2 separate regions of the Homo sapiens genome follow, and region 1 is linked to region 2. Evidence: read pairs that join two places in POLR2A ChIA-PET (ENCODE). Cell type or tissue: GM12878. All regions are shown on one strand. Links, peaks and the distances in the headings refer to the core of each region. The heading gives the core; the rest is flanking DNA. Region 1 overlaps USP3 (ubiquitin specific peptidase 3). Region 2 has its middle 28 kb from the start of USP3.

Evidence for each region. ChIA-PET counts read pairs that join two places held together with the same protein. Peaks named below come from ENCODE experiments on the same cell type or tissue, not always from the same donor. Only the 100,000 strongest peaks of a DNase experiment are listed, where the experiment ranks them.
Region 1: POLR2A ChIA-PET joins it to region 2 with 14 read pairs; 11 of 35 experiments call an interaction of 5 or more read pairs at or near these places.

The regions. Positions count from the first base shown.
Region 1 is chr15:63,523,136-63,539,271 of GRCh38, forward strand. It overlaps USP3 (ubiquitin specific peptidase 3), which reads left to right. Exons shown (of 15, transcript NM_006537.4): 2 at 9,512-9,572; 3 at 13,890-14,021. Among named protein-coding and RNA genes, the nearest start is that of USP3, 27 kb to the left of the region's middle. RefSeq lists an enhancer at 7,800-7,849. In GM12878, for the core only: no CTCF peak of the experiment used is centred there; a DNase peak (open chromatin) is centred at 7,936; H3K4me3 peaks cover 1,359 bases; H3K27ac peaks cover 980 bases.
Region 2 is chr15:63,468,077-63,484,212 of GRCh38, forward strand. No RefSeq gene overlaps it. Among named protein-coding and RNA genes, the nearest start is that of USP3, 28 kb to the right of the region's middle. RefSeq lists enhancers at 5,323-5,382, 6,303-6,612, 7,203-7,322, 13,343-13,492. In GM12878, for the core only: no CTCF peak of the experiment used is centred there; DNase peaks (open chromatin) are centred at 5,215, 6,195, 6,915 and 11,785; H3K4me3 peaks cover 2,341 bases; H3K27ac peaks cover 5,396 bases.

The DNA.
Region 1 (16,136 bases), core at 3,045-11,044, 53 kb after region 2:
ATTGAGTATTTGGTGTTTTGAATATAATTTAATTTAATTCTGGTGTAGGAGGATTTTGAGGGAATGGAACTGACATTCACTGAGTGCTTTCCGTTGATTAGGCCCTGTGCTGTGTGCACTTTATGTAGTTTATCTCATGAAATCTTTACCATAGCCATGTGAGGTAGAAGGTGGGATTTGACCCATTTCACAGAGAGGAGGCAGGCTCTGGAACGAACTTAGCGTAAGGTCATAGAATAAAATAGTAGAGCTACAACTTTAAGACAGTTGGTTCTGAAGCCCGTGCTTGATACAAGTCACATGACCTGTATCATATTTATTTTGAGTCTGCAGTGGAACAAATTCCTACAAAGGCAACTCATTCTGTTTGGTACATTTTTGTATAAAAGAGGGAAGGAATTCTTCTCGAAGGGTTCAAGGGCAGGTGATAAAGGAATTTGGCTAGTTCAGCTAAAACAATGTGGAGCAGAGTTTCCTGGTCACTGTGCCCCTTCCTTTTTAGGTCAGTTGTGGAACAATTTGCTAGGAATTTTGTGAGAAAATTGTGAGTAGTTCCAGCTTACAAAGGCCTGGGATCAGGCATTGCTGGGCATGATGGGGATCAAGTCATGCTGGCTGAGGAATATGTCAGAACTCTTGGGGTAAAGAGAAATAGAAGCAGAATGAGTAATGTTCTCAAGTCTTGTAATTATTTAGAAGCATTTTTCCAAGTTCAACCTTCAGTAAAGCCTGGGGTTTCCTAGAATGCTTATTAAGTAACATAATCCAAAGAAGCAAAAGGAAGGAAGGATAAGGATTTGTGCCTTTTAATGAAGACAAAAGGAATTTCTGCCACTGTTTATGGCACTTTCTTAAGAATCTTTACCTAGAATTTGGGATTTCTATGGAAATAGTGCTTTTGAAAATTTGAAGGTTTTAAACTTACTTGTTACTGAGTTATTGTTAGGAATGATGTTTGTGCTCAAGAATTAGGTTGTCCTGAGATAGAGGTGGCACATCTAGATTTGAGTTATTAAAATATTGATGTGATACACAAAGATTTAGTCCAAAGGACAGTGGCAGCTTAGTTGAAGATAAATATCAAGTCTTTACTCTCACTACTTCTGTTGTAGAGGGAGTAGTATAGTCATTGGATAGCTTTGAATCCTACTGGGTAAAACCTTCTGAAGTTTCTTTTGCATCCTCACTTTTCCTAAACAACAGGTCAGTCATTCCAGTGAGTTGTTTGGTGGGTGTGGATGATGCTGCATCACTGATACTGCTCCCTCTGTTAAGTGGTGGTCTGGTTATCTGTTGCTGCATGACAAACAGCCATACATCCTAGAAGCCTAAAGCAACCATTTCATTTTGCTTATAATTTTGTGGGCCAAGAATTCAGGAAGAACTTGCCTGGGATTGCATCAGGTGGAGAACGTGGACTCACAGAGTTACCAGACGTGTGTTAAGAAGACACTTTGGAGGAGGATGTTCTGGAGTCTTCTTAACTCACCTGTCTGGTACCTCTGTGCTCCTTGGTGTCTCTCTGTCCCCCAGTGGTGTCATAATCTCCCCAGTCTCCCTGCACATGGTTTGGGCTTCTCTCAGCATGTTGGTCTCTGGGTAATTAGACTTCTTACATGGCGGCTGGCTCTCCCAAGAGCAAGCATTTCAAGCAATAGCAAGAGGGAGCTGTGGATTTCATAAGGCCTGGAGTTGCAGGTTGACATAGAATCACTTCTGCCATATTCAGTGCGTTGGGGCAGTCACAGAGCCTGCCCAGATTCGGAGAATGAGGACATAGACCCTGTCTCTCCATGGGAAGAATGTCAAAGAATTTGTGGCCATCTTTAATCTACCACAAGGCCATTAAGCAAAAAGGAGAGGGTTGTTACAAGAAATGCTGAACTGACTTTACCAGCAAATGTAAGCCTACTTTATATAATGATTCAGAAGAGACTGATTGTCAGGAATAAGAAAGGGATAGAGGCAAAAGAGAGCCCCCAGAAGGAGGAAAGTGGAAAAATTTTTCATGGGAAAGTGGAAAGGCAACCAAGATAAACTTTGCTTCATAATTTTATCTTTCCTGCCTTGGACCTGAATTCAGTCTTGGTTCTGTGATCTTGCCCTTGAGTCCCAGGTGGCCACTTCTGACCACTTTGGATTTGGTGCTCATGCCTGGTCTCCTCCCCAGTATCAGGACCTCTGGTTGGCTTCCCAAGCTCTATATTGGTCACCCCTTTGACCCTAAGTATCTCCTGTTGCCCTTTATGAGAACTCTCCTGTTGCCCTGTTCCCTGGGAACCTAACCATCCTCTTTCAGAATGAGCAGCATTGTTGGGGCTGGGGAGACATCAGACACTGATTTTGGCTGCCCTCGGACTGCCTGGGCACCTTGGCAGTTGCTTCATGTAGCTTGATTCCTTCTTTTCTGGATTACATTATGGCTCAGTTCTTGCTCTCTTTTTGTGACTTTACCAACTCCTCCCCCTAATAATTTCAAGGGACTCAAGTTATAGATAGAAGAGACTTCTGAAATTTCAGCATAGAATAGGCTTGTGAACATGCAGTTCAGAGAGGATTTATAGTGTACAGAAGATTTTATGTCTTGCTTTTAAGCATCTAAAAATGTTTCATTTGGAAGGTAAGTTAGGTCCGTCTGGAATATATTTTTACTTATATGTACTGGAATGTTTATAGAATTTTTATGATGATACTGCCCTATCCTCCAGTTTTAAGAGGAATAACAGTTTTACTATTGATACTTTCACGATGTATGTGTGTGTTTTAATAACTGCTGCAAAATTTCAAAATTTTCATTGATTATAATTTTACAAATCCATAGAGCTATAATCTTGGATTTTGATTTAACTTTCCACTCATGCTTGAAAATTTAGAATAAGTTCATTTTATTAGGACTTTATAATACCAGTATCTTTAAATTTAAAACACTTTAAATTTAATTTTTATTATAAAAGAAATAATGCTGTTTGAAAAACTTTTAACAGTATAGTGGCTCCTATCCCCATGTTATTCCTTTTACATAGCTGATAACAGCTACTTCCAGTCTTTAAAAAATTTATATGCCGGTATGTAGTACATACATAGACTCAGAAACACATAGCATGTTATCTTTTTAAAACAAAAGTTTTAGTTTCCTGGACGACTGCTTTGCAACAGTCAGTGCCTTGAAACACTCTATGAGTTTAATTTCCAGCCCTATCACTTAGTAATTTAGCAAGTTACAGTACTGCTCTGTGCCTCAGTTTCCTCTTCTGTAAAACAGACCAAATGATGGTCTGTACCTCATTGGATTGTAGAAGATTAATTAGCACCTGTATATAGCACACAGTATGTACTATATAAATGTTAACTAAATGAAAATGAACTTGCTTAAAAAACATATCCTAGATGTTTCCTTATGGGTTGCTAATATTTTTAGAGTGTTGCACTTTAAAAATTGTGTAGGCGGGTGGTTCTTGAGTTTCACTGTTGTAGCAGCATGTTTGTCTGTAATGATCTTGAACAGTGATTCCACATACTTCCCACACCCTTGTTGCAGTGAGTTGCTGTTACTGATGGGCAATGTGTTTGTGTCTCAGGGATGATGGGAGGCAAGAAAAAACTTGAAAACCATTGGTTTAGAAAATTATACTACATTAGCAGTTAATCTTTTTGTTAAGCCTTTTAAGAGACTTAGGCAGAAAGTAGAGTTGGAAGGATTTTATTTATGGGGGATGATGATATGATTGTTTCATCTAACTTTTGCCAGTCCTTATGTTCTTTAAATTATTTTACTTTGAGACAGGGTCTTGCTTTGTCGCCCAGACTGGAGTGCAGTGGTGTGATCTCGACTCACTGCAGCCTTGACTTCCTGGGCTCACGGGATTCTCCCGCCTCAGCCTCCGGAGCAGCAGGGACCACAGGTGTGCACCACCATGCCCGCCTAATCTTTTTTTATTTTTAGTAGATATGGGGTTTCCCTGTGTTGCCCGGGCTGGTCTTGAACTCCTGGGCTCAAGCAATCCTCCCACCTTGGCCTCCCAAAGTGCTGGGATTACAGGTGTGAGCCACTGTGCCCAGCATGTTCTTTGAATAATTTTATAATTTAGAGGGGACATGATCATCACCTACTCTTCATTTTACACTAAGGAAATAGACCCAGAATGGTAGTGATGTTCTCTCTTCTGTAGCTAGTAATGGTAGAGCCAGAACTAGAATCCCGGTCATCTGATCCTCATCTTTCTGAATTCTTGAGAAGAAAAAGAGCCTTCTCTCCCAGTTGAAACAGCTGTGAATAATGGATGCACTATAAATGGCTTACCTGTCAGTGCCATGTGCTTAAACTATTCTGTGTAGAGACAGTGATGAAGTTGTGTCATAAGCGGTCATGTATGATGTTTTGTCCAAAAATTTAGAATTCCAGACTTGTTGGTAGGCCTCGAATATCAAATATCCTCTATTATGAGATTCTCTGTATGCATACTAACAGGATATTGAAGATCAGTGGCTATGTAGAAATAACATATTCAGTGTGGATGTGCTTTTGTTTTAAGAACTCCTTTTCTTGTGAACACAACCTGAAAAGATGCATGGATTAATTAGGCCTCTATAGGCACAGAACTCCCTGGTTTCTGCTCCGGTCTCTCTTGATAAAGGGCCATCTGCCCTTCCGTATAGCACGGACTAAACCACTTTTGGCCTCTAGGTCACTTAGATGCCTTTGTGTGCCTTCGGTTCTCATCTGGTTTTCAGGAGAGTTAAATGTTTAAGTGGTTTTAGGAGGAAGACTTGAGTCTGAGACATGTTTTAGAGGCTGGGGCTCTTCCCACCCTCTCCATGGCCCAGCATATGTGATAGCTTCTACCTTCTGGAGAATGGCTCTAGCTCAGGAGAGGATAGAGCTTCTTCATCTCCTCCATGCAAAGGAGCCCTCCTGCCATCTTGAAGAGCTTGAGGCTGAGGTGAGAACAGGGACAGAGGAAGATTCTGAAGCCGTAGCTGAAGAGGAGGCAGTGAAAGGAGCCTAGTGAGTATCAGCCTCTGGACTGAGAAGTGAGACACTGCAGTCAGGGTTGGAAGAATCCAAGTAAACCGAAGAAATTTGCTGGAGGACGGGGTATCTTGGTTTGAGGAAATTTTACAATCTGAGTAAAAGATGAGTTTCACTTATGAGACTCCCAGTCACACCGCTATGGCCAAGTGTGAGAAATAAATTGCATGGCTTCCTTTTCCCTGACATCACCTTGAAGTGTAATTGGATGTATTAAAGAGCCCTTATAAATTCCCAGACTTAACTTTTTAAGCCTTCACAAGTGTCTATCCTTATCACCCTTTCTCTCATGTACCAGCATTTAAGACTAAAAAAATAAACACTTTGGTTTAACATTTTTATGTTTTGCTAAATAGATACTATATTCAGAGCCTAAAAATATTTTTATTACTGTGTGGTTTTATTGTGTGGGTATCAGTATGTGTGTGTATATGAGTATTTCAGCTATATTATGTTTCATTTAGGGCTTTACAGACGACCCTGGAAACCTTTAATACTGTTTCCATGGGAAATGTGTTTATCCTGCAGGTAAACTTTTGAATCTCATCTATCTATAAATTGAAACTACCTTTTATAATAAGATAGTCCCCCTAAAGGTGATTAAAATAAATGGTTTTAAGATTATCTGTAGTATTCTTTTATTTGTACAATTACCTGTTCTCTTCTTAACAATAATTGAGAGTTTAATTTAAAGCCAGTGTTTTTCAGTCTATTTTATATTTGTCCTGGGTACATTAAAGGTTCTTAATTTGGATGAAGCATGTATAAACAGAGTGAATATTCCCCAAAGCAATGCCATTTATTGGCTTCAGAATCCCTCATAATACCCTATCCTCTGTATCTTTCTAGCCTTCAAATGTTTATCTGGTGTGACTGTATTATGCCCTCAGAGAGTACTGTATGTTGCCCAGGCTGGCCTCGAACTCTAGGCTCAAGTGATTCTTCTGCCTCAGCCTCCCAAGTAGCTGGGACTACAGATGCAATCACCACCACACTTGGCAGGTAGTAAAGTGGTTTTTTTTTTTTTCTTTTTTTTGAGATATATTAAAAGGCACAGTCCATAGTCACTTGTTTCCAATGATTTTGGAAGTCAGTACTTTATTCCCTTTTACTTTCTCTCCTTATCATTACGTATCTGTCTGTCTAATTGATGCACAATTCACATAACATAAAGTTAACCATCTTAAAGTGAACAATTCAGTGGCGTTTAGTACATCCACAATTGTTTTACAAGTACCATCTCTATCTAGTTCCGAAACATTTTCATAACCCCAAAATAAACTCTATACCAATTAAACAGTTACTTCCCATTCTCTTGACCCCCTCAGTCTTAGAGTTTTTTGGTTTTTTAAAATGTGTTATTGAATTGAGAAATTAAAAAAAATTAAAGCCTTGTGAGATAGTTGATATTATAAGACTAGCTTTATAATACCCTGTTCTAAATGCAGGAACATGAAGAAATGTGTTCATGCACCTTGAGTGGGGAAAAGGAGATCACCAAATTGTGTGTACTGTGTGTAGGTTTACAACCCTAAAGTGAGGAAGAAAGGAACACTTGGTAGGAAACATACCCAAAGCAAAGTCACAGGGATTCTGCTCCAGATTTCTTTTTCCTCGTACAAAGGAGGGACAAAAATCCTCCATAATTAAAAAAATATCCTGGGTAGTTAAAAACTTGGGCCTAGGCCAGGTGCAGAGGCTCATACCTATAATCTGGGCACTTTGGGAGGCTGAGGCAGGGAGGATTGCTTGAGCTAAGGGATTCAAGACCAGTCTAGGCAACATAGTGAGACCCTGTCTCTACCAAAAAGAAAAACAGAAAATTAGCCAGGCGTGGTGGCAGATGCCTGTAGTCCCTGCTACTCTGGAGGCTGAGGTGGGAGGATCAATTGAGCCTGGGAGGCAGAGGTTGTAGTGAGCTGTGATCATGCCACTGCAATCCAGCCTGGGCGACAGAGTGAGACCCTTTCTCAAAACAAAACAAAAACACAACCTTGGGCCTAAACTTACTATTGTAACGTAATTATTTCAGGATAATATTAACCTATAAGAGTTTTTTTCTCCCAGATTTGAGTTACCGTCATCCTTCCTTCCCTCCCTCCCTGCCTCCCTCCCTCCCTCCTTCCCTCCCTTCCTTCCTTCCTTCATTCCTTACATCCATCTTTTTTTTTTTTTTTCCTGAGGCACAGTTTGCTCTGTCACCCAAACTAGAGTGCAGTAGTGCAGTCATATCTCACTGCAGCTTCACCTTCCTGGGCTCAATTGATCCTCCCACGTGGCTGAGACTGTAGGCACGTGCCACCACACCCGGCTAATTTTTGTATTTTTTGTAGAGATGGAGTTTCACCATTTTACCAAAGCTGGTCTCGAACTCCTGGACTCAAGCAATCTGCCTGCCTCGGCCTCCCAAAGTGTTGGGACTACAGGCACGTACCAGTGCACCTGGCCCCAAAGTTCTTAATATTTACTAAGAGAAAAAAGCTTTACTGGAGAAACAAAATATTCATAATATCTCAGTACTCCAAATCATACCTCAAACCATGAATAGCTGTTCAAGTAAGCTGTGTACTAGTTTACTTTTTATTTTGTAAGATACATTTTATTGGGCTTTCTCTTCAAACTGTAAAAACATCATATTCTCATTGCTGTAAGGCAAACACCATAGGGGAGTACAAATAAAAAGCCAGCAGTCTCCCTCACAATAAGTCTTCCCAAGTACCTGCCTAACAGAGTTGTTTTAGCAGTTTGGTAGGTATTCTTCCGCACCTTTCTGTCATGTGGTTTACGTGCACATGTAACAAAATTAGACCCAGTTGAGTAAAAAATGCCTTCAGTGCCTTCAAGGATGGCCCTCATACTGAATGTAAATATGCGAATGCACTAAGAAAAGGGAAGGCCTTTGGCAACTAGAAGGGGATTTCACCACTCAAAGCTTTCATGTTCAAAACTAAAGTTCTGTACTGGCCAAACTGTAGAGTCCCTCAGGCAGTAATCACTGTGCTCTCCTATTCTCACCTCCTGTCCCCTCCTCTCATGCAAATATAGGATGAACATAGTCAAAGATTTATTTAACTCATTAATGAGGGAACCAGTAGTAAGATGGTAAAGCTGGCTCCAAGAGTATTTGGGAACTGAGTGTGTATAGACAGTGAAGAAAAAAACATTGAAATAAAATTGGTAGGTTAGATACAAAACTGGTTAATATCCTACAGGGTAGTATAATTGTAACCTTTGGAGTCTGCTGGACAGAAATTATGTAAAAACTCCATTACCTGTAATTTCATAGAATTTGGGTCCTGGTCAAGTAAGCAGGTCAGTGGTACTATAATTAACTATCTTTGGGAGGAGCTATTAAACAGTGTTTCAGTGTACGCTGAAAGGGCTTACAGTTCTCCATTCACCTTATTTCCAGTTTCGGTTAATTTTTTTTTAACAGTGAGAAAGGCCTGTTGTGATACGGGATTGGGCAAGAGAAATGTAGGTAGAGATCAGATCTTGGAAGAGATGGGTATCCTAAACTAAGAAATTTAAACTTTCTCTTCCACAAATATTTATTGAGCATCTACAACGTGCTAGGTGGTTACTATGATCCTGTGTGGTTGTGCTGCAGTGCTCCTCCCATGCCTCTAGGAGGCTGACTAGTGGCTCCCAAGGGGCTGTATTAGGAAGTCACCTGGGAAGCTACTTTGCGCAAAATATACATGTTCTTTGTACTTCCTTCCCCACGCCAATGTAGATAACCTTGAGTAGAACATAGGTGTTTTCAAAAAGCTTTCCAGGTGATTTTGATATCCCTCCCTTTTAAATATCATTGTTACTTATATAGGACTTATTAAAAAATGAATGAGTAGACAGCAAGCAAAATTTTAATCAATATTTCATTTCCATACCTTCTTGCCTTCCCCACCACTATAATACATCAACTAAAATCATTAATGTCTTGATTATACCATCAGCAAGAATTATGTGCAGTTGTCATATATTTTATGCAACTAAGAATTACTTTGGGAAAACTAGGCTCAGATTTCCTAATTGTAACCTTATGTTGTGCCTCTTAGTAAATAAACTGAAAGAATTGTCATTTGTAGTGGTCTATGACCTACATGGCAATGACATGTGATTAAATGACTAGACTTAAAAAATGTTTTTTAATAGGAAAATAGACTGTCGTTAACTTGTCAGAGACTGTAGCAAAAGGGAATAAGTAATAAAGGAGACAAGTGTATATGTGTTTAACGTGGTTAAGCTATTTGGGTTGAGTCAGCAATTAAAATGAGCCGCTGTTGTGGACATGCATTTAAATTCTTTTCAGTATAACTTAATTAGGCAGCCATTTTGTGTAAATGCATTCACAAAGCACGGATTTGCAACTTCAGCATTCCTACATAGCCATGGAATTTATAACTTAATCACAGGAAAATGGGGAGAAATTGGGAAATAACATGATGCAATTGGTATATTGTGTATTTTTCTTTTTATTAGTGTGCCGGTCCAACAAAAGCCCTTGGGTCTGTTTGACTTGTTCAAGTGTCCACTGTGGAAGGTAGGTGACATACTTATTACTTCACTGACCTATTTGCTTTTTAAAATTTGTCTTTAAGCTTTATGTCAGAGTTTTATTGATTTGGATTTAGTACCATTGTTAATCATAATGCATAATTCCCTGTAGGGCTTCCTTCTCCAGTTGAATCCCTTTGTTCTGTGATACAACTGGGGAAAACATCTAGGGGAGAAAAACTCTTCGTATTGATACTCAGAAGAATTAGTTTGATGACCAAGACAATCTGCTAATAATATTTGAGTGGAAAGATGAGCTAAGGGAATTCTTGAAGTACAAATTTACCTAATGGTTGTTTTTTAAACCTTTTATTAGGGTAAAATTTAAGCACACACAAACATAGAGATGGTATAATTGAACCCCATGTCCCATTCACCCAGCAATTATCAACACATGGCAATCTTTTTTCACCTATTACCTACCCCATCCCCACCTCTACTGACTTTTGTATCAAATCCCAGGTATGATATCATTCTTCTGGGAAAGAAAAAAACCCTTAAAATATTTACAGATAAACGAATTCCTTTTGAAAATGATCTCATTGTGGAGTTCATTATTAATTCCTAAGATATACCAAATGTTTCATTGTTCCATTAAAATACTACTTTCTATGGACAACATCTTCTACCTCACCCCACCCCAGTTTAAACCTGAGCATTTCTTCCCAGTTCTTGGCCTCAAAATAATATTATTTAAATAGTAACTCTTCTAGCACAAACTCAAGTATATTGTCTGTGGTTTTTTGCCTGGTAGCAGCACATTTATTTCCACTGCTCTTCTAGCTTAGAAAATCTACTTTGAATTTACTTTAGAAGTTAATAGCTTAGCAGTAAGGAAATGAGAAATCATACTGAGTCCCATAGGCTGAAATCTATATTGTATTTATCCAGAATATTTCCCCATTGTTATTTTTAAATCCTCATTGCATGAAGAGAGCATCTTTCTTTGTTCAGTGAAGTTTTGATTTTTCACATTTTGAGTCCTGGAATTGAGTATTTTTTCCATGTGCACTTAAGAGTACCTTTGGAAAATGTTAACTGCATTTCTTAATTGTGGCTGTTGTGGTTTTGAAATCTCTAGGATTTGGGGAACCTGAAAATACTTTGTACAGATAACTTTTTTTTAAAAAAGAAGAAAAGTAGAAGCACTTAAATTCTGCAGTTGAAGAGACAGATTCCTCTCCTAGATTTTGAGAGGTGAGAATTATAATGCAATAAAATTTATGTAGTTCTGTTCTCCAGAAGTCTCGTAGTGCTCTACAACCTAAATCTTGATGGTCATGTGCCAATCAAAAGACCTGACAAACTCAAAAATTAGAGATTAATGTTCTTAAACAACAAACTAAAATAGGTTTTGGAAAAATAAATGGAAAAATTTCTAGCCTCTGCAGGTGGACTGTTGTCAATTGCAAACAAGCTTAAATTTAGAAATTTGACATAGTTTTGGAGAAATGTGATGAAGTAGATTAAACAGAAAATTCAGAATAGCCTGAATTTGGATCTCCATTTTACATAGCTGATTGGTTAATATTCTTTTATCATGTAATCCCAGGTGTTGATTGCCAAATTTATTGATTTTTTGGTAATTTTAGACTGCTTGTCTTTAGGGAAATCGTAAAGTGAATATTCTTCCCACTAGGAAACATAGTTTATCAATAGCATATATGGGTTATAAATTCTGCTGGTCTTCATGACACCATCCCATTTAAGTTATTTTTCAAATTTTTGTGATTGTTATTAGAAATTTGTGACATATGTAGTGAAATTTTTCCTCTTGTGCTGTAGACCAAAATGTCTAGTTAAAATCCAAAACTAGATGAGGGAAATATTTAATTTCCTGTTAGCTAGTTTATACAAAACTGTTAACCTCTTCGACTAATATATTTAGGTATCAGGCAAAACATTGCTAATCTTAATATCAGTATTCCTACTTCTTAGTTTATCTCTGATATGCACCGGAACTATTTAAACATCTAGTACATTTAGAAACTACAGCATTGTAGTTAAATGGACTATGTAAAGATGATGAGTTCTCAAAAATGTGCAAGTGGTAATGTGCTTATTCAGTATTATTACTGTAGCAATGAATTACTGTTGTTTTTCATGGTTTAGTATTATAAATATATATGATAAGAATAGGTGATTAAGATTAAGTATTGAACCTATATGATACCTTAGAGTTTGCCTTTTATTTGTTTATTTATTTATTTATTTATTTATTTACTTATTGGACAGAGTCTCACTCTGTCACCCAGGCTGCAGTGGAGTGGGGTGATCTCGGCTCACTGCAACCTCTGCCTCCTGGGTTCAAGTGATTCTCATGCCTCAGCCTCCCAAGTAGTGGGATTACAGGCATGTGCCACCAACCATGGCTAATTGTTGTATTTTTAGTAGAGATGGGGTTTCACCATGTTGGCCAGGCAAGTTTCAAACTCCTGACCTCAAGTGATCTGCCTGCCTTAGCCTCCCAAAGTGTTGAGATTACAGGCGTGAGCCACTGCACCCAGCCTTACATTTTATTAAATAGCGTTTCTTGACCTATACAGTTACATGTTATCTTGAAATATGTGCTAAATGTGCCCACCTTCTAAGCAATTGTTGTTTGGATTCTGAATGAGTAGTAGTTAAGCACAGAAAGAAGAATGCTAATAAAATGATTGCTAACATTCATTTGTTATGAACTATGGATTATGTAATCACCTAACAACCCATGAGACACAAAGTACTATTACGTCCATTTTACAAATGAGAAAACAAGTACAGAGAGGTTAAATAATTCATCCAAGCTCTCATGGCCAGGATGTGATAAAGCCTAATTTTGAATCCAGGCAGTCTAGTTTTTGAGCTTATCCTCTTAATCATTATTTGACTCTAAAATTCATTTTAGTACAGTTTTATGAACAGAGGACTCAGGTATATGCAAAAGTGTAAAGTACAGGGAAAAAATGGAGAAAGAACGTGATCACATTCCAAGTTGAGGTTAATAGTGCCTTGAATGTGCCCAGTTTTCCTGGGTAGAGGGGCTAGGTTTGAAGTTGATCCTTCCCAGTTACGGTAACTCTCCTACTTCCTCCAAGGTAAGTGTTTTTCCTGGTGCAGTTAAGGTGCCTCATGATGAAAATGTCATCTAACTCTCTGCATCTGTTTATTTTGGTACCATTTAACCAACATTTGTTTTGACTGAGTTTTCAAGTAGGCCTTGCCTTCCACACATTGGCTGCTTTCTAGGAACTGGGAAATGTTGCTTCTTAAGGGTCTTCACGTTGGTGGTTAGTGACAGAATTGTGCAGTCTCTAGACGAAGGTGTAGATGGATTTGGGTGTACACCATGTGCATATGGAGCCTTATTTCAGTTTCATTGTGCCTGCTGTAATACTAAATCTGAGTTGGAATGTGTTACACAATTTTTATGAACATAATCAACTTTTGATTATCTTTGTCCATGTAGAGAAATAGCAGTTTTTGTAAGCTTAAGGTGATTTGTGTTTTGTTTGGATTATTTCTAAACAAACATGTTTCCATATGAGAGGAGCTGATTATTCAGGCATTCAAATAAAAGACTGGAAGCTATATTGGTGAGAGATGGAACATTGTCCTGTTTCTCTGACTCTCACACTTTATGTTAAGCAGCAACTTGAGCAGAGTCTATGGCCCTGTGGGAAGTGGCTGAGTAATTTACTTAACAGAGCTTGTCTTTGATAATAGCCCAAGTTGGGGGTTAGTGGTCTGAGAGAAAAAAAAAAAAAGCTATAGTGAAAGCAGCAGCAAAGGAGTTTATAAATAATATCTATGGTACTGAAACCAATTTGCATAGATTATGCCTTTCCTTGCCTGAGCCTACTCTTGTATATAATTAAAAGTTGACTATAGTATTTGGTTGCAAAAAAGGAGCATAGGCGGGTGGATCATGAGGTCAGGAGATCAAGACCATCCTGGCTAACATGATGAAATCCCATCTCTATTAAAAATACAAAAAAAAAAAATTAGCTGGGTGTGATGGTGGGCGCCTGTAGTCCCAGCTACTCGGGAGGCTGAGGCAGGAGAATGGTGTGAACCTAGGAGGTGGAGCTTGCAGTGAGCCAAGATCGTGCCACTGCACTCCAGCCTGGGCAACAGAGCGAGACTCCGTCTCAAAAAAAAAAAAGAGCATATTTTAAGTATTCAGTATAATAAATCACTACATGATTGACTGCTGTTATAGGATTTCTTTATTTTGATTTGATTAATATTTAATTTCATCATTTCCTACTCCTTTAATTTCCAAAGCAATATTTAAAGTAAATTTTCATTTGGTTTTTGTAAGGTATGTGAATGGCCATGCAAAAAAACATTATGAAGATGCACAAGTACCTTTAACCAACCATAAGAAATCAGAAAAGCAAGATAAAGTTCAGCACACAGTATGTATGGATTGCAGTAGCTACAGTACATACTGGTAAGTTAACATTTTCTGGAAATGAGATTTCTTACTGTGTGCAAGTGTGCTCTCCTCCCCTCCCTTCCCTCAGTCTCTAAGCCAGTTACTACTGCTGTTACCTCCTTTTACAACTGTTAGGATTCACGGAGGACTGGAGCCATTGGGAACGCCTATCTTTATTCATTCAGATTTTACTTTGCATTGTTCCTTTCAACTTCTAGGCCTCCTTTTCTCTCCCACCTCCCGTTCCTCATCCATCCTAGCTTCAAGGAAATAGATCTATTTCTTTGTTATTATAATTTCTTTTTCTTGTGTTATTTTAAATTGAAGAACAATGTGATAACCCATGTTCAAAATAACTCAACAAACCCATGTTCCTCCTGTCCCTGGTCCAGTTAACATTTTTGTCATATAATCTTAAAAATTTTAACTGCTTTGTTTAAAAAAAAATTATTCTGACAGTCTCCCTTCTCCCAGTGCAGTTCCACGCTCCTCTTCTACTCCCCCAAAGGTGAATGTCAAGAATTTGGTACGTAGCTTTCCAGGCTATTTTTTCTTTTTTTTGAGACAGAGTTTCGCTCTTGCTGCCCAGGCTGGAGTGCAATGGCGCAATATCGGCTCACCTCAATGTCTGCCTCCCGGGTTCAAGCAACTCTCCTGCCTCAGCCTCCCAAGTAGCTGGGATTACAAGCATGTGCCGCCATGCCCAGCTAATTTTGTATTTTTAGTAGAGACGGAGTTTCACCATGTTGGTCAGGTTGGTCTCGTACTCCTGACCTCAGGTGATTTGCCTGCCTCGGCCTCCTAAAGTGCTGGGATTAACAGGCATGAGCCACCGCTTCCAGTGCTATTTTTTTTTTTTTTAGTATCCTTTAAAAAGAGGTTGGCAACAGGTTCTGTTCCCTCTTTGTAATATAATATTCATGTCTATTTCATATAAATGACAAAGTAGGTATCTATTTTTGTGACTACTTAGAACTAGGTTATTTAGGTTGTGAGTGATGCTTAATGATCCATATCCATTTGGTTATGCTCAGAAAGTATATTCTGCAGTTTTAACTTTGGTGTGAAGCAAATTTCTTTCTGTGACTAGTAAATTATGATGAACAATTCTTGTTTTAATCAGCTTTCCCTTGATTCAGAAGGTTGTTGACATTAAAGGAGGGGATATAAGCCATTTAAAGGATCACTTTGGAGATATTTTTTATTGTCAGACAGCCCTTGAATGTTACATGAAGGCATTACTGGGTAGAGATGGGGATTTAGAGAAGTCCAGATAACAATTTTAATTTACTTTCTACTGAAATGGTGTGAGAATCCTTTCCACATTGTCCTTAGTCGATAATTGTATGATAGGAAGGTGCCCATCAAAAGGAAGAAGAAAGGGTCAGTGGTTTGCCAGGTCTTTTACTTTTTTTTTTTTTTTTTGAAACAGTCTTGCTCTGTCGCCCAGGCTGGAGTGCAGTGGCCGATCTCCGCTCACTGCAAGCTCTGCCTCCTGGGTTCAAGCCATTCTCCTGCCTCAGCCTCCTGAGTAGCTGGGACTATAGGCACCTGCCACCACTCCCGGCTAATTTTTTTGTATTTTTAGTAGAGACAGGGTTTCACCGTGTTAGCCAGGATGGTCTCAATCTCTTGACCTCATGACCCGCCTGCCTCGGCCTCCCAAAGGGTCTTTTACATTTTTACAGGTTCAACACCATTAAATTTTGGCTATTGAATAGACATCTTAAGGGTTATTCATTCAGATCACTACTGTTTTTAGTGATCCTTTGTGTGGAAGATGTCCAGACCTGGAGAGAGAGAAGCTAGAGGTAGGTGAAGATTTCAGTAGAAATGAAAATCTTCCCAAGATTTTTACACAAAGGTTAGTGCTCAGTTTATTGTTATTTGCTGTTGTGAAACACACCTACCAAAGTTAAGCATTAGCCAGGCAGTTAAAGCGTTTGCATTCCCCTTTCCCTCAGGTTTTCTTTTTTTTTTTCGCCCTTTCCCTCAGGAAACTTATATACTAGAGTGATGTGGCTACGTAATTTGCAGAACTGTGTGTTTCTGTGTGTTTGTATTTCTGCTTTAGACAACAGAAATTAATATAATTCTTGAAGTATCTGTCTCACATTGTCATGGGTCACA
Region 2 (16,136 bases), core at 4,854-12,853:
CCTTTCCCCTATTTCCTTCTTAAAAGAAAGTTGCACGGTGGCTCACACCTGTAATCCCTGCACTTTGGGAGGCTGAGGCGGGAGGATCACCAGGTCAGGAGATTGAGACCATCCTGGCTAACACGATGAAACCCCATCTCTACTAAAAATACAAAAAATTAGCTGGGCGTGGTGGCGGGCACCTGTAGTCCCAACTACTCAGGAAGCTGAGGCAGGAGAATGGCATGAACCCGGGAGGCGGAGCTTGCAGTGAGCCGAGATCACGCCGCTGCACTCCAGCCTGGGCGACAGAGTGAGACTCCGTCTCAAAAAAAAAAAAGTTGCAATTTTGTTCACTTGCCTACTCTTCTGATGACCAAATGCTTTGGGGAAGGTTGAGCTCAGAGGTAGTCTGGAGTGGGGTAGGGGTGTGAGTCCAGAGTGCCTAAGCCAGGCATAGTGGCTCAATCCTCTTGCCAAGTATGGATTTAGGCATGGGCTGATGATATAGTTCTGGCAATGAGGTGGAAGGGAAGTCAGCCTGGAGGATTCTAGCAAGACTTTCTTTGCTCATATAAAGGGACAATGACAGGAACATCCCCTGTGTTTCCTTTGAGGATGTCTTGCTTAAAACTAAAGCAAACACCTTGTTGACCAAAGGAGAAGACTAAAAGAGTCTCAGAGAACCCAAACCTTAGCCATGACACCTTTGAGTCACTAAATTAACCAACCTTGAAGCTACTCTAATGCTAGCCTTTTTCTTGTTGAAATGACCTTAGCTGGGTTTTCTAGTATTTAGAATGTAAGCTGTTTATTCACTATTATAGCCCTGTTATCTATAACACCATCTGGTGCATAGTAAGCCCACCATAAATATTTGTTGAAGGGATAAATGAATAAAAAGGAAGGAAAAAATGAATCCTTGCTGATATAGAAAGGTGTTAAGTTTCTTGGTCATCTTGGTGTTAGATTTTTCTGTTTCATTAAAAAAAAATATTCATTCAAAGCATTGCATGATGTTGACTAGGTGTATTAGTTCCAGGGAATTAGTGTTATGGGAAGTGGCAGACAGATCTGGATTTGAGTCTGGATCTGCTACTTACCAGTCAAGTGTTCTTAGGCAAATTATTCATCTTCACTGAGCACACCTGTAAAATGAGGATAAATTATGGGGTCGCTGTGAGTCTTAAATGAGAAGCAACCACAGAGCTGGGCACGTGGGAGGGGCTCTGTAAGTGTTCATTCCTCACCTTCCAACATTCTAAGTACTCAGGTACCATGATGCCAGGATGAATCAGGCCGAGTCTCTCTTTGACCTTGAGAAGGATTTCATGGGCCAGGGGGAGGACTCAGACATAGCAACAAATCAGCCACGTGACCCACATTAACATCACGGGAAATGGAACAAATTGACATCACATACCTCCTGATATGACACACTGAGATGAACAGAGCATTACCTCTGGGATAGTTCTGCCAAATTAGTACAACAAGAACTCATCACAAGGAAACATCAAACAAACCCAAAATGAGGTACTTTCTACAAAATAACTGGCTTAGACACTTCAGAAATGTTGTCATGAAAAACAAAAAGGAGGCTGGGTGCAGTGGCTTATGCCTGTAATCCCAGCACTTTGGGAAGCCAAGGTGGAAGGATCACAAGGTTAGGAGATCAAGACCAACCTGGCTAACACGGTGAAACCCCGTCTCTACTAAAAATACAAAAAATTAGCCAGGTGTGGTGGTGGGCGCCTGTAGTCCCAGCTACTCGGGAGGCTGAGGCAGGAGAATGGCGTGAACCCGGGAGGCAGAGCTTGCAGTGAGCTGAGATTGCACCACTGAACTCCAGCCTGGGTGACAGAACAAGACTCCGTCTCAAAAAAAAAAAAAAAAAAAAGAAAGAAGAAGAAGCTGTTCTAGATTAAAGGATACTAAAGAGACATGACAACTAAATGTGGTGTCTAATCTTGGACTTTCTTTTGCTTTAAAGAACTTTACTGGGGCCAGGCACAGTGGCCCACACCTGTACACCCAGCACTTTGGGAGGCTGAGGTGGAAGGATCACTTGAGGCCAGGAGCTTGAGGCTGCTGCGAGCTATGATTGTGCCACTGCACTCCAGCCTGGACAACAGAGCAAGACCTTGTCTCTGAAAAGAAAAAAAAAAAAACTTTATTGGGAAAAATTTGTGAAATCGGAATAAGATCTGTGGATTAGATAAAATAGTTGGTACCAAAGTTAATTTCCTAATTTTGATGATTATCTATACTTATCTAAGAGAATGTCCTTGGTTTTACAAAGCATATACACCAAAGGAGTAGAGGGGAGTAATGTCTGTAAAGTAACTCACAAACAGTTCAGAAAAAGTAAAATTATGATTCTAGATACAGTACATAGAAAGATAGGTAGGGGCAGCCAGGCGCAGTGGCTCATGCCTGTAATCCCAGCACTTTGGGAGGCCGAGGCGGGTGGATCACAAGGTCAGGAGTTCAAGACCAGCCTGGCCAAGATGGTGAAACCCTGTCGCTACTAAAAATACAAAGAAATTAGCGGGCACCTGTAATTCCAGCCACTCGGGAGGCTGAGGCAGATAACTGCTTGAACCCGGGAGGCGGAGGTTGCAGTGAGCCAAGATCACGCCACTGCACTCCAGCCTGGGTGACAGAGTGAGACTCCATCAAAAAAAAGAAAAAAAGGAAAAAAGAAAGAGAGAAAGAGAGAGAGAAGGAAAGGAAGGAAAGGAAGGAAAGGAAGGAAGGAAGGAAGGAAGGAAGGAAGGAAGGAAGGAAGCAAGCAAGCCAGCCAGCCAGCCAGCCAGGCAGGCAGGCAGGCAGGCAAGCAGCGTAGTGGCTCATGCCTGTAATCCCAGCAATTTGGGAGGCTGAGGTAGGCAGATCACCTGAGGTCAAGAGTTTGAGACCAGCCTGGCCAACATGGCAGAACCCCATCTCTACTAAAAATACAAAAATTAGCCAGGCGTGGTGGCACACGCCTGTAATCCCAGCTACTTGGGAGGCTGAGACAGGAGAATTGCTTGAACCCAGGATGCTGAGGTTGCAGTGAGCTGAGATAGTGCCACTGCACTCCAGCCTAGACAACAGAGTGAGACCCTGTCTCAAAAAAAAGAAAAAAAAAAAGATAGGTAGGTAGTTGGGTGGGTGGAAGGTTAAGGTTAATGTCACAAACAATATTTAGGGTATCGGGCTGAAAGATATACAAGAATTATTTGTACTATTCTTGTAACTTTCTTGCAAGTCTGAAATTGTGTCAAAAATAATTTTTAAACAATTTAAAGGTGACAGTAGATCCAAATGCTGAAGGAGACTGGGAATTTGTGGGTGGGAAAAGGTGGGGAATGGAATTAATTGCAGGCCGAGTAAAGACTTAAGAAAGCATTCAGCTGGCTAGCACCTGAAGATCCAGCTACTCGGGAGGCTGAGGCAGGAGGATTACTTGCAATTAGAAATTCTAGGCTTGCAGTGAGCTATGATCATGCCTGTGAATAGCCACTGTATTCCAGCCTGAGCAACATACCAAGGCCCTGTCTCTAAGCCACCAGGAGATGGTGGCCCATTTCACAGAAAGCTGCATTTGAGCATGTTCTAGAAAGAGGTGCCACAATCCTCCAGGCAGACAATAGGAGGAAGGGCCTTTTAGTCAGTGGCCAGTAGGTATGAGTGAGTAGGGCACTAACAGGCAGGAGGCAGGTGTGGCTGAGGTACTGGATATGGGCACTAAAGATGGATATGTAGGTTGTGGCAAAATTGCAAAGGACCTTGAATGCCCTGCCAAGGCGTTGGGACTTCATCCTGTAAGCAGGGGGTGGGCAGTGACATGATGAGCTAGATGTTGTAGAAAGTGAGGAGGACGAGCCAGGTGTGGTGGCTCACACCTGTAATCCCAGCACTTTGGGAGGCTGAGGCAGGCGGACTACGAGGTCAGGAGATCGAGACCAACCTGGCTAACACAGTGAAGCCCCGTGTCTACTAAAAATACAAAAAATTAGCCGGGCGTGGTGGCGGGCGTCTGTAGTCCCAGCTACTCAGGAGGCTGAGGCAGGAGAATGGTGTGAACCCGGGAGGCGGAGCTTGCAGTGAGCCGAGATCGCGCCACTGCACTCCAGCCTGGGCAACAAAGCAAGACTCCATCTCAAAAAAAAAAAAAAAAAAAGTGAGGAGGATGAGTAGAAATGAGCACGATAGGAGTCGGGGAGACCCAGGAGACTATCGAGGTATCTGGAGGTAAAAGAAGATGCTGAGGGCTTGAATTAATTAAGCCCGTTGGGCCAGAACTGGAAGGGCAATATGTACATTCACACCCCTAGGAGGCAAACTGGCAGGACATTTTTGGTGCTCTCGTTCCAGTTTGCTCTGCATTGCAGAGGCCGTGGGACCAAGTGACTGGTCAGCAAGGGTAAGCCCCTAGTTGGTTTAGAAGGTGGGGAAGTGGGCTGGGCGCAATGGCTCATGCCTGTAATCCTAGCACTTTGGGAGGCCAAGACGGGTGGATCACCTGAGGTCAGGAGTTCAAGACCAGCTGGCCAACATGGCAAAACCCCGTCTCTACTAAAAATACAAAAATTAGCCAGGCGTGGTGGCACACGTCTGTAGTCCCAGCTACTTGGGAGGCTGAGGCAGGAGAATCACTTGAACCCGGGAGGCGGAGGTTGCAGTGAGCCGAGATCACGCCACCGCACTCCAGCCTGGGTGACAGAGCGAGACTCCGTCTCAAAAAAATAATAATAATAATGATAAGAAGAAGGTAGGGTGTGTCCAGTGTCCACTTCTTTTGAACTTTATTGGAGCTAGGGCCTTTATCAGGAACTGAGAGCCATAGCCATCTCATTGTAAATTCAGACCACCACCTACATGACCTGTGCTGGCCAGCTTGGTCTCATACAGCCCCCTCAGTGTCTGATTCCCCAAGATTTTTATATGTTACCCACATGGGTGCTACGGTCAGTCCCATCATGTTTCCAGCTCAGGAGGCTAAAGGCCCAATCACGAATTTGGTTCTTTGTATTGCACAACAGCAGGGCATTTTAAAGTCAAATTGAGCCAATCCACTCATTTGACACTCAACAAATATTTGCCCATTGCTACAGTGTGCTTAAGAGATTTACCCAAAAGGAACAGAGAAAGGGGTAGGGTGAGAAAACACTGAGGTCAGATTATAATGAGAGTGGTTTTTCTCACTGAGGTTTCACTTGGTATGTCCAAATTAGATAGAGATGTGTTTCTCATTGAGTTTGAAAAGGAAATATTATCTTTAAGTCTTTAGGTTCCCAACTTCATGAAGATGGAGCCAGGTGATAAGTGGCATCAAATGCCATTCTGAGCAACATGTTAAACACTCAGAAAGCAAGATGGGTCCCATGTGGCCTGGTGATTTTCCCTAAATGCATGCAGCTCTTACTCGCCCGGAGGCTTGTCCACAGCTGTGGTGGTTATGACGGTGGTGATGGAGATCACCCACTTTGTGCCAGGCACTCTGAAAAGTGCTTCCCTTACATTCTCTCTAAACCTAACCACCTAACCACACCCTGCAAGGTAGACATCTTACACGTGAGGAAATCAGAGTGCAGGGAGGTGGGTGGATTTGTCCAAGATCGTACTGCCATGTAGGGGCAGAGCCAGGATCTGAATTCAGATCTTGTCGCTAAAGGTTATGACCATTCCATCGTCATGCCATCTCCCACTGCTTCAAAATGGGAAGGAAGTTTCCCATTTTTGAACAAAAGCATCTGGCCAATGGATCTCAAACTTTAGTGTGCATCAGAGTCTGTGTTAATAGAATGCAGATTGCGGGGTCTGAGCCCCAGAGTTTCTGATTCATTAGGTCTAAGGCAGGGCCTGCTAATCTGCATTTCTAGCAACCCCAGATTTGCTGGTGTTGCAGCTAGCCCTGGGACCTTGCTCTGAGAACCACTGCTCTTGGGGTTAACAGAAGATGATGCTACTGCCTCCTCCTCCTCCTCTTTCTGTTCATTTTGACATCTCCAAAACCGATCCATTTCACCTGCCTGAAGAAGAGGGCCGGGGCGAATGCTGCCCTCACTTCTGCCCATCTGTTTCCTGGGAGTCTGTGTGGGAGGCTATAGGCTCCTCACTGACCCAGCGCAGAGGATTCCTGGCTAAGCCATTGGCTCCCAGTTGTTTACAGACACATCTACTCTCAGGTCACTGCTCTCTCTCTCTCTCAACCCCAGGGGGCATTCCCAGGCCTCTCTGGGCTTTCTGTTCTCTCACAGCTTCTCTGCAGACTGAACCTGCTTTCATCTGCTTAGTCAAGTGTGGTTTATGAACTCTGATTGCCTACAACACCCTCTCTTCATTAGTCAGACTTTGGACTGGGAATGAGAGATCTTTTCCAGGGTAATATGGGACACACAGGCTGCTTCTGTCACCTGGGATCCTTGCTGCTCTGGGAAAGATAAACTTTCTAGCATCTTGTTGACCTTCCCAAGTTATAGTTTGACAAGGGAACATATGTTTCAAAGGCTTGTGGACTTTTAGACTTGGAAGAGATCTTGGTGGAAAAAAAGGAAGGGAAGAGAACAAACACTTATTGAGAATCTGCCAAGTGTCAGGCACAAGGCCAGAGACTTAATATGTGCCACAGTATTTACTCTTCACAGTAACCCTATGAGATAGGGTTTGGGTTTTTTCATTTTAATCCCCATATATAGATGAGAAACTGAGATTCTAAGTTTAGCAACTGGTAAGGGTCACACAGCTAGCTAGTGGCAGAACCAGGATTTGAACCCAGGTCTACCCATATTCTCTCTTCTACTGCTCGCCCAGCAGTCCATAGCATTGATGGTCTCCATAATGTGATATCCATTGATTGTCCTGGCTTGCTAAGACACCGTGTGTCAGTCATACAGTGGTCAGTGCTGGGGAAGCAAGGACTAGTCCAGTTAGAGAAGCCGGTAGTGGGTGGTAGGAGGAACTGAGAAAACGGGTCATGGTTGAGTGCTGCATGAGCAGGTGGGAGGTGCCAGGAGTCTGTAGAGTTAGTAACAAGAGCTGCTGGGAGCAGGTCAAAGCAAGCAAGATGACAGTCATCTCCAAGGAAAGATGAGCAGCCAGCCAGGGGCCTCGACTCCGGCAAAGCTAGCCAGGGCTGCTCTAAAGAGCCAGGTGCCAGCCCTCCCGCCCAGGTGTGGGTCTGCTTGAAGACAGTCCCCCTGCCCTCCACGTCCATCAGTGTGTGCTTTGTGCCCAGCATTGTGCCCAGCATTGTGCTAGGTGTTGACGCTCCTTTTTTTTTTTTTTTTTTTTTTTGAGACAGAGTTTTGCTTTTGTCACCCAGGCTAGAGTGCAGTGGCACGATCTGGGCTCACTGCAACCTCCGCTTCCCGGGTTCAAGTGATTCTGCTGCCTCAGCCTCCTGAGTAGCACACACCACCACTCCCAGCTAATTTTTGTATTTTTAGTAGAGACGGGGTTTCACCGTGTTGGCCAGGATGGTCTGGATCTCTTGACCTCGTGATCCGCCCGCCTTGGCCTCCCAAAATGCTGGGATTACAGGCGTGAGCCACTGTGCCCAGCCTCCTTTTTAAAAATAAAATTAAATAAATAAAATATTCTTGTTTTCAAAGAGCTCACAGCTCAGGTATAGGTACAAGCAACTGACTACACAGCCAGATAAGTATTATTTTTAACACGGTGTTTCGTAGCTTAGACTGTCAATTCACATACCCACATGATGTCCAGCGACCCTCATGGGAAGCATTCCCGCAGGGGAGAGAGGAAGGGCCCTGTGCGAAGCATTCTGCTCTTCCACGCCTGACATCGCATGGAGCCTTGGCACAACCCCTTGAGGAGCACAAAGGAGGGAGTCCTAACATCTCCTTGTGGGGGATGGGCAAAGCTTCCCAGAAGTATGGGTAGAAGCTCTTCATGCAGAAACCAGGAAGGCAAGGTCACTGCCATTTCTTCCGCTGTGTCATTTCAGCGTGATAGGCACTTTTAGCTTTAGCTAGAAGGAGGGCAGGGGGCTTGAGACTGGCCTCTTGGCCTTTCCTTTTCCACTGCCATCTGAAAAGCCCTAACTTTTTTACATCTATCTTCCTGCAACAGCTCCCTCCAGAAAATCCAGATGTCTAAAGTGCTAGCAAGCAAAGGGCTAGTGGGTGTGCTTTTAGCCGACATAGTCTGGCTTGTGAACAAATGTTAAGAAGGTCTCTTTTTCCTCGCTCTCTGCCATCCATTTTTCCTCAATGACTATTTTCCTAGAGTTCATCATGTGATAACCATGACAGACCAGGGATAGATGAGGGAGGAGCCATCAATGAGAGACGTCATCTGTCCTCACTGAGTCAGTGAAAGAAAATGTTAGGCTGGAATCAATGACTTATTGAGCATGAGGTCAGAGGGGAGGAGATTTACATTTGTCTCTTAAATAGTGGTGAGTGAGAAAGCAAGTTCTGGATTGGAATTCAGCAGAATGGCTTCTCCCTAAGCAGCTGGAAGACCAGGAGCAGGGAGGACATGGGAAGGGACCCTCAAAAGGAAGCAGAGACATTAGCTAGGTGCTGGGGGTCTGGAAAGGCAAGAACCTTCAGGCAGCCTGGGTGGTCACTCGGCTGAGCCAGCACTGAAGGAGCTCTGGAAGGAGGGATAGCTAGTCCTCCCGCCCACACCAACACCAGCACCGATGTGGCTGCCCCCTCTGGTGTCCTCCATGGTGGGAGCCAGGTTGAATGCTGCTCTAGGACACTTTGTAGAGCACCCATGGGGATACTGTCTCTTCAGTGGACTTCTGACTGAAGCAGGTGGAGACCCTCCCTCTCCTCACCAGCACTGGGATCAGGCTGTGGCCAGGAGCCGGATGGAAAGGCAGTTTCATGTTTGCTCACATAAGGGTGACTATTCGGGGCCAGGGGCGGTGGCTCACGCCTGTAATCCCAGCACTTTGGGAGGCTGAGGTGAGCGAATCATGAGGTCAGGAGTTCGAGACCAGCCTGGCCAACATGGTGAAAACCTGTCTCTAGTAGAAATACAAAAAATCAGCTGGGCATAGTGGCGCATGCCTGTAATCCCAGCTACTCGGGAGGCTGAGGCAGGAAAATTGCTTGAACCCGGGAGGTGGAGATTGCAGTGAGCCAAGAAGCTGCCACTGCATTCCAGCCCAGGCGACAGAGTGAGACTCTGTCTAAAAAAAAAGAGTGATTATCCAGGCTGGTTGCAGTGGCTCATGCCTACAATCCCAGCACTTTGGGAGGCCAAGGTGGACTGATCACTTGAGGTCAGGAATTAGAGACCAACCTGGCCAACAACGTGAAACCCCATCTCTACTAAAAATACAAAAATTAGCTGGGCATGGTGGTGTGCATCTGTAATCCCAGCTATTTGGGAGGCTGAGGCAGGAGAATCACTAGAACCCAGGAGGCGGAGGTTGCAGTGAGCCTAGATCGCACCACTGCGCGCTCCAGCCTGGGCAACACAGCGAGACCTTGTCTCAAAAAAAAAAAAAAAAAAAAAAAAAGGCCAGTCGTGGTGGCTCACACCTATGATCCCAGCACTTTGGGAGTCCGAGGCTGGTGGATCACTTCAGGTTAGGAGTTCAAGACCAGCCTAGTCAACAAGGTGATATCCTGTCTCTACTAAAAATACAAAATTAGCCAGGTGTGGTGGCAGGCACCTGTAATCCCAGCTACGTGGGAGGCTGAGGCAGGAGAAGCGCTTGAACCAGGGAGACGGAGGTTGCAGTGAGCCGAGATTGTGCCACTGCACTCCAGGCTGAGCAATAAGAGTGAAACTCCGTCACAAAAAAAAAGAAAAGAAAAGAAAAGAAAAAGAGTGACTATTCAGACAAACCCACCAGATTTGCTTAATCCTCACAACAACCCTAGGGACTATTCTGTTTTTTAAGTGAGGAGAAATTCACATAACATAGAATTAACCATTTTAAAGTATAAAATCCAGTAGCATTTAGTACATTCAGAATATTGTACAACCACCACTTCTATCAAGTTGTGAAACATTTTCATACGTCGTTGAGGTTGTTTTTATGCCCATGTTACTGGTGAGCTATTAAGGCTCAGGAAAGTGAAGTGACTGATTCAAGTTCATCAGTGGGAGAGGTCGGATTTGAGCCCAGATTCTGTAACTCCTGTAGAAGGAGGAAATGTCTCTCTTCAGACTTTGATAACAGCCTCTGAACTGATTTCCTGGTCTCCTGTCTCCCTTCTTCCAGGTGTCTTACACACAATGAGATTCATCTCCTACCACCAGGCTCTAAGAGAACTATCTCCCTCCTTAGCCTCCCAATGGGCGCTCATTAGTATCCAAATAAAGTGCAAGCTCCGTTCTGCTGTAACCTTTATGTTGATCACCAAGCAGCCTGTTTCTCTGGGCCTGTGGTCCTTGGGAAATGCTTGTGAATCCTGGACTCTGACAATCCTGGGAGTGGTGGCTGATCCTGGCACAGCTTCTGCCCTTTATCCTATCCATCAGCTACCAGCCAGACTGCATGCCCTTGAGATTTCTCAAGCGGGGTCTGACACCAGCGTGGGCTCTGTGCACCTCAGTGTGTGTTGCCATTGGAACCCCGTCACTCGACTTGAGGGAAAGGACAGCAACCTCCCATCTCTCCACCTTGGTTGGCTAAGTTATTTTAAGGTCAAATAATGGAAGCAGTGCAGATATTAAATATGTCGGTGCCAGTTGTATATATGTGCTCCCTGAAAATATACTCATGGTGTATTTTTAGGTGCCAAAGGGCAAAATCCTATATGTAATATAATCTTGTTTCAGAAAAAATATGTTTATATAGACAGAACAAATATATATTTTAACATGTTCATCTATTTGCATAAGAAAACATTCGAAAAGATACACCTTTAATGGTAATGTTAACATGTTAATGGTGGTTCTCTCTGGCTGATGTGATTTGGAGTGATTTTAATTTTTTCCTTTGGCTTATTTTCATCCTTGCTAAGTTTCTTTCCATAAAAACATGACCTCTATATGAGAAAAAGAAGGCCGGGTGTGACGGCTGTCTGTAAGCCCAACACTTTGTGGGGCGGAGGTGGGCAGATCACTTGACGTCAGGAGTTCAAGACCAGCCTGGCCAACATGGTGAAACCAGGTCTCTACTAAAAATACAAAAATTAGCTGGATGTGGTAATGCACGCCTGCAATCCCAGCTACTCGGGAGGCTGAGGCAGTAGAATCATTTGAACATAGGAGGCAGAGGTTGTAGTGAGCCAAGATCGCGCCATTGCACTCCAGCCTGGGCGACAGAGTGAGACTCTGTCTTGAAAAAAAAAAGAAAAAGAATAATGAAGAAGAAAAGAGTTTCTGTAGGACTCTGTTTGCCCTCTCAACTTGGCCTTCTCTCACAACTAATTGTGTATTTGCACCTCTACTTTCTCTGCCCCTCAAGAACAGGGATCTCATCTTACTCATTTTGCCTTCTCTGCGACGTCTCCAAGACATGCTCAAGAATTAATTAGCTAGCCAGGGAGCGGACCCCAAGTTCTACTGTCTCTGACCCCTCCTGAGTGCAGGTCTCTGAGGCCAAGCCCCTCGAGCAGGCCTCCAGGAGGTGAAGCTCCTGAGACCTCCCAGGCCTAGGTTCCTGGGGTTTCCCACTAGGCACCTTGTCAGTGAGTAAAGCAGTGGTGGCTGCAGGCAGATGCAACATCAACAGCAAGTCTGCAGGCAAAGACGCTCTCTTGCGCTTGTGGGTTTCTTCTCAATATGATTTCATTACTGTAAGGCAGATGTTTCATTGCCAGGGCAACCAGGGGGTGGAATATGCACAGAGCAGCCTCCACTTTGAACTTTATTTTGTTAAACTCCCACTGGGCCCTGAGCTCACTTCCCATTTGTGGTTGCAAGAATGTAAACATTCTTCAAATCTGCTGGGGTTTTTTGTCTTGATCTTGTTTTGTCTCTTTAGAGGTCTGGCTGACATGTACAGTGTCTTCTGCAATTTACTAATTAGTGTAACTTGTTTCATTCTCACCCGCTCACCTTGATACCTCTCCCTACTGTCTTGTGATCAGACTTGCTCCCTCAAAATAGATGGATATATTTTTCAATGTATTTAAAATGAACTGGAGGCCGGGCGAGGTGGCTCACATCTATAATGCCAGCACTTTGGGAAGCCGAGGAGGGTGGATCACCTGAGGTCAGGAGTTCGAGACCAGCCTGACCAACATGGTGAGCCCTCATCTCTACTAAAAATACAAAAATTAGCCGGGCGTGGTGGCGCATGCCTGTAACCCAGCTACTTGGGAGGCTGAGGCAGGAAAGTCACTTGAACTGGAGAGGCAGAGGTTACAGTGAGCCGAGATCGCGCCATTGTACACTCTAGCCTGGGCAACAAGAGCGAAACTCTGTCTCAAAAAAAAGAACTGGAACGTCAGAATTGGAATTTTCCAATAGGGAGGATATCAAAGGGGACAGCTTTAACTGTTTCTCCTCTCATGATGTGCTCTTTTTCCCCTTGGTTTTCCTGCTCCTGCTCCGCAGCACACACAGGTTTCTAAACTACACTGAGGGGTGACTAGCCCTCTGTGGCCTTGGCCTGTTTGATGTGAATACCCTATCTCCCTGGTGAGGCTTGGAGGCCTCAGTGGGAGGAGCAGTCATGATCGATTCCTCAATCATGACAAAACCCATATAGCCTGCAGTTCCCTCTCCTTCCATTCCTTGTCCCAGTTAAAATACCTTTCAACTAGACTCCACTTTTGGAATTGTCACTGACAAAGTTGTTTTCTGGGGAGGTGAGCCTCAGAGGTTTAAACACACTGGTCTTGCCCAGCACCTGATACTTCATTGTTGGAAGGAATTAAATCTAATTGAATAGAATCAAATCCAAATTGAACGGGCAGGTTCTAAACCAGGCTTGCAGATCAGGGCCATCAGCCTCTTAAATGCAGCCCAGATGAGCCCACCGTTGTCTGGTGTCTGAGAGGAGGAGGGCACAGTGCGAGGGCCCATTCTGGTTGTTTGGGGATGTTTCTCTTAGCTCGTTGCTTGGAGGGTCTACCTGGTTTCTCATAGCTGCTGCCTGGGGTAAATGACTGGCTTTGAATCAAGTCCCAGAGTGCAAGTGTCTGAGGGGAGCCTGGGAGTAAATGGAGGAAGGAAGGAGAGGGAGGGAGGGAGGGGGGTTCCCCTACAGTTTCCCAATGAGGAGATAAAATGTAAGCCCTAGAAACATGGGAGAATTAATGATGTGGAATGAGCTGTGTCACTTGTGACATGAGTCATAGTATTGCCCTCTCAGGATAGATCTCTGCCCTGAAAGTGGCTGAGAACAGCCAAACCCAGAGAGGTGGGTACAGTCATCCTAGGGGTGTAGCCTGACCTTGCACTTGAAGGGAAGGAGGAAAGCCAACCCCTGTGCTAGGATACACGATTAGTGCTCATGACACATCTGTAAGATGTTACTCCCTTTTTACGGAAGGGAAACTGAGGCCCAGAAGGGTCAGCAAAAGCCATCACCCTTGGAGGAGGATAGATCTGGGTTTTGATATCACAGGCGCCATCCCCTAATGCCTGCATAACTTTGGGTCTCCTCCTCCACCAGACAGATCCTGCCACCTGTGGAGAGGTCAGCAGGGGACTCCCTGGTTTGCACAGGACCATCTGGATCAGGTAGGAAGGAGGAGAAAACCACTGGCCTCCACATTCTTTAATCCAGCTTTGCAGATAATAGAGCCTGGACTTTCAGCTGATCTGATTCCTGATCAGTTTCTCAATGAGCTGAAACTCAGAGGGAAGAGGAATGTGATTTCCACTCACAATCACCAGACAGGGAGCCTCTTGTGGGCAGAAACTGTTTCTTTCTTATTTTTAGTAAATAAGAAAGTATGTCATATTTAACACATATGAAAGAAAAAGGCAGCATATCTGTGAGTTATAAGGCATAGTACTAAACACTGTACCTCAGACCAGTCCAATCTGTCCCTTTTCCCTCCATCCCCCTGCCTCTCCGTGAAAGGTAACCACTATCCTACAATTTTTTTTTTTTTTTTGAGACGGAGTCTTGCTCTGTCGCCCAGGCTGGAGTGCAGTGGTATGATCCCAGCCCACTGCAAGCTCCACCTCCCGGGTTCACACCATTCTGCCTCAGCCTCCCGAGTAGCTGGGACTACAGGGGACCACCACCACGCCCGGCTAATTTTTTGTATTTTTAGTAGAGACGGGGTTTCACTGTGTTAGCTAGGATGGTCTCGATCTCCTGACCTTGTGATCCACCCGCCTCAGCCTCCCAAAGTGCTGGGATTACAGGCGTGAGCCACCGCACCTGGCCAACTATCCTACATTTTGAGCTTAACCTTGCCTATTTTTTTTTTTCAATTTTAGCAATCTGCATGCATTTCTGAGCTGTATAAAGTTTAGTTGTACTGCTTTGGGGGGCTCTATACAAATGATATCAAATTGAACTTAATCATCAGTGGTTATTAGAGTTACCATTTAAAGATGAATATGCACCTACGTCACAACTCCTGGGTATATATACCCTAGGGCACTACTTCTCATATTTTTTTGGTTTTAGGACTCTTATGTCCTTAGAAATTATCAGGATGTGCACAGTGGCTCATGCCTGCAATCCCAGCACTTTGGGAGGATTGCTTGACTCCAGGAGGTTGAGACTGCAGTGAGCTGTGATCATGCCACTGCACTGATAATAATTATCAAGGACCCCAAAAAGCTTTTGTTCACGTGGGCTGTATTTATTTATATTTACAGTATTAGAAATTAAAACTGAAAAAAGTTAAAAAGTTTAAAAAAGTTAAAATCAGCTTTAAAATAAAAAATAAACTCAATGGATATTAACACATTTTATGAAAAAAATTCTATTTATGTTAAAATTTAGGGAGATGAGAGGCATTGTTTCATATTTTACGATCTCTTTATTGTCTGGCTTACTAGAAGACAGCTAGAATTTCTATTTGTATTCAAGTGTTGCAATATGTTGTTTTGGTTGAAGTATATGAGAAAATTCCAGCCTCACCCAGATATGTAATTAGAAGAGGTAGGAGTATTTTAATAGCCTTTTCAGATAATTGTGGATGTGTCATGCAGCCTCCAGAAAACTCCACAGCATACCCCTGACAGGATGAGAGTGAAAACTATTATGAAAATAGTTTTGCGGCTGGGAGCGGTAGCTCACGCCTGTGATCCTAGCACTTTGGGAGGCCACAGTGGGTGGATCACCTGAGGTCAGTAGCTGGAGACCAGCCTGGGGTGAAACCCTGTCTCTACTAAAAGTACAAAACTTAACCGGGCATAGTGGCGCACGCCTATAATCCCAGCTACTCAGGAGGCTGAGGCAGAAGAATCGCTTGAACCCAGGAGGCAGAGGTTGCAGTGGGTCCAGATTGTGACACTGCACTCCAGCCTGGGTGACAGTAAGACTATGTCTCAAAAAAAAAAAAAAAAAGAAAAGAAAAAATAAAAAGAAAATAGTTTTGCTCGTGTGGACCCTCTGAAAGGGCCTTGGGGACCCCTGTGGGTCCCTGGATCACACTTTGAGGACTGCTGCCTTAGTGAAACTCTTGTACATGTGCACGACGGGGTTGTGCAAGATTGTTCGTTGCAGCATTGTCTGCAATAGAAAAGAACTGGAAACAACCCAAAATGTTGTCTATCATCAGGAGAATGAATACATGAATCATGGTTCATTCACACATCAGAATATTTGTATAGCAGTGAAAATAATGCCTCTTTTCCCCACCTTTGTACATGAGAAGCCTGTGTATTAACAGAGTCCTTGCAGTTTGACTGAGTAGCTCTTTGACTGGTGTACACTAGAGTGTTAAATGAGGCTGAGCATAAAGTAGGTATTTAAGAGATGGACAAAATGAATGAACATGCCCAAAAGCTGTGAATGGAGAGGCCAAGCCAGAGTCACCTAATTTCCTGTTGTGACTTTTGTCATGTTAAAGTCTCCTCTGGCTGAAGCCTTTTCATTTCTTCTGAAACACTTGATTTCAGACTAATGACTAAAAGCTAACTTCCTGTTTTAAAATGATGTTTATGCCACCACAAAATACTTTGCAAATGGTGGGAGTTAATAAACACAAACCCACAGAGAATCCAGCAAATTTATAAAAGATCTTCCCTTTGGAAGTTTGGGAGCACAGAGCTAAAACAAGTACATTTTGTGTTTAAAATTGAGCCTTCTTGCT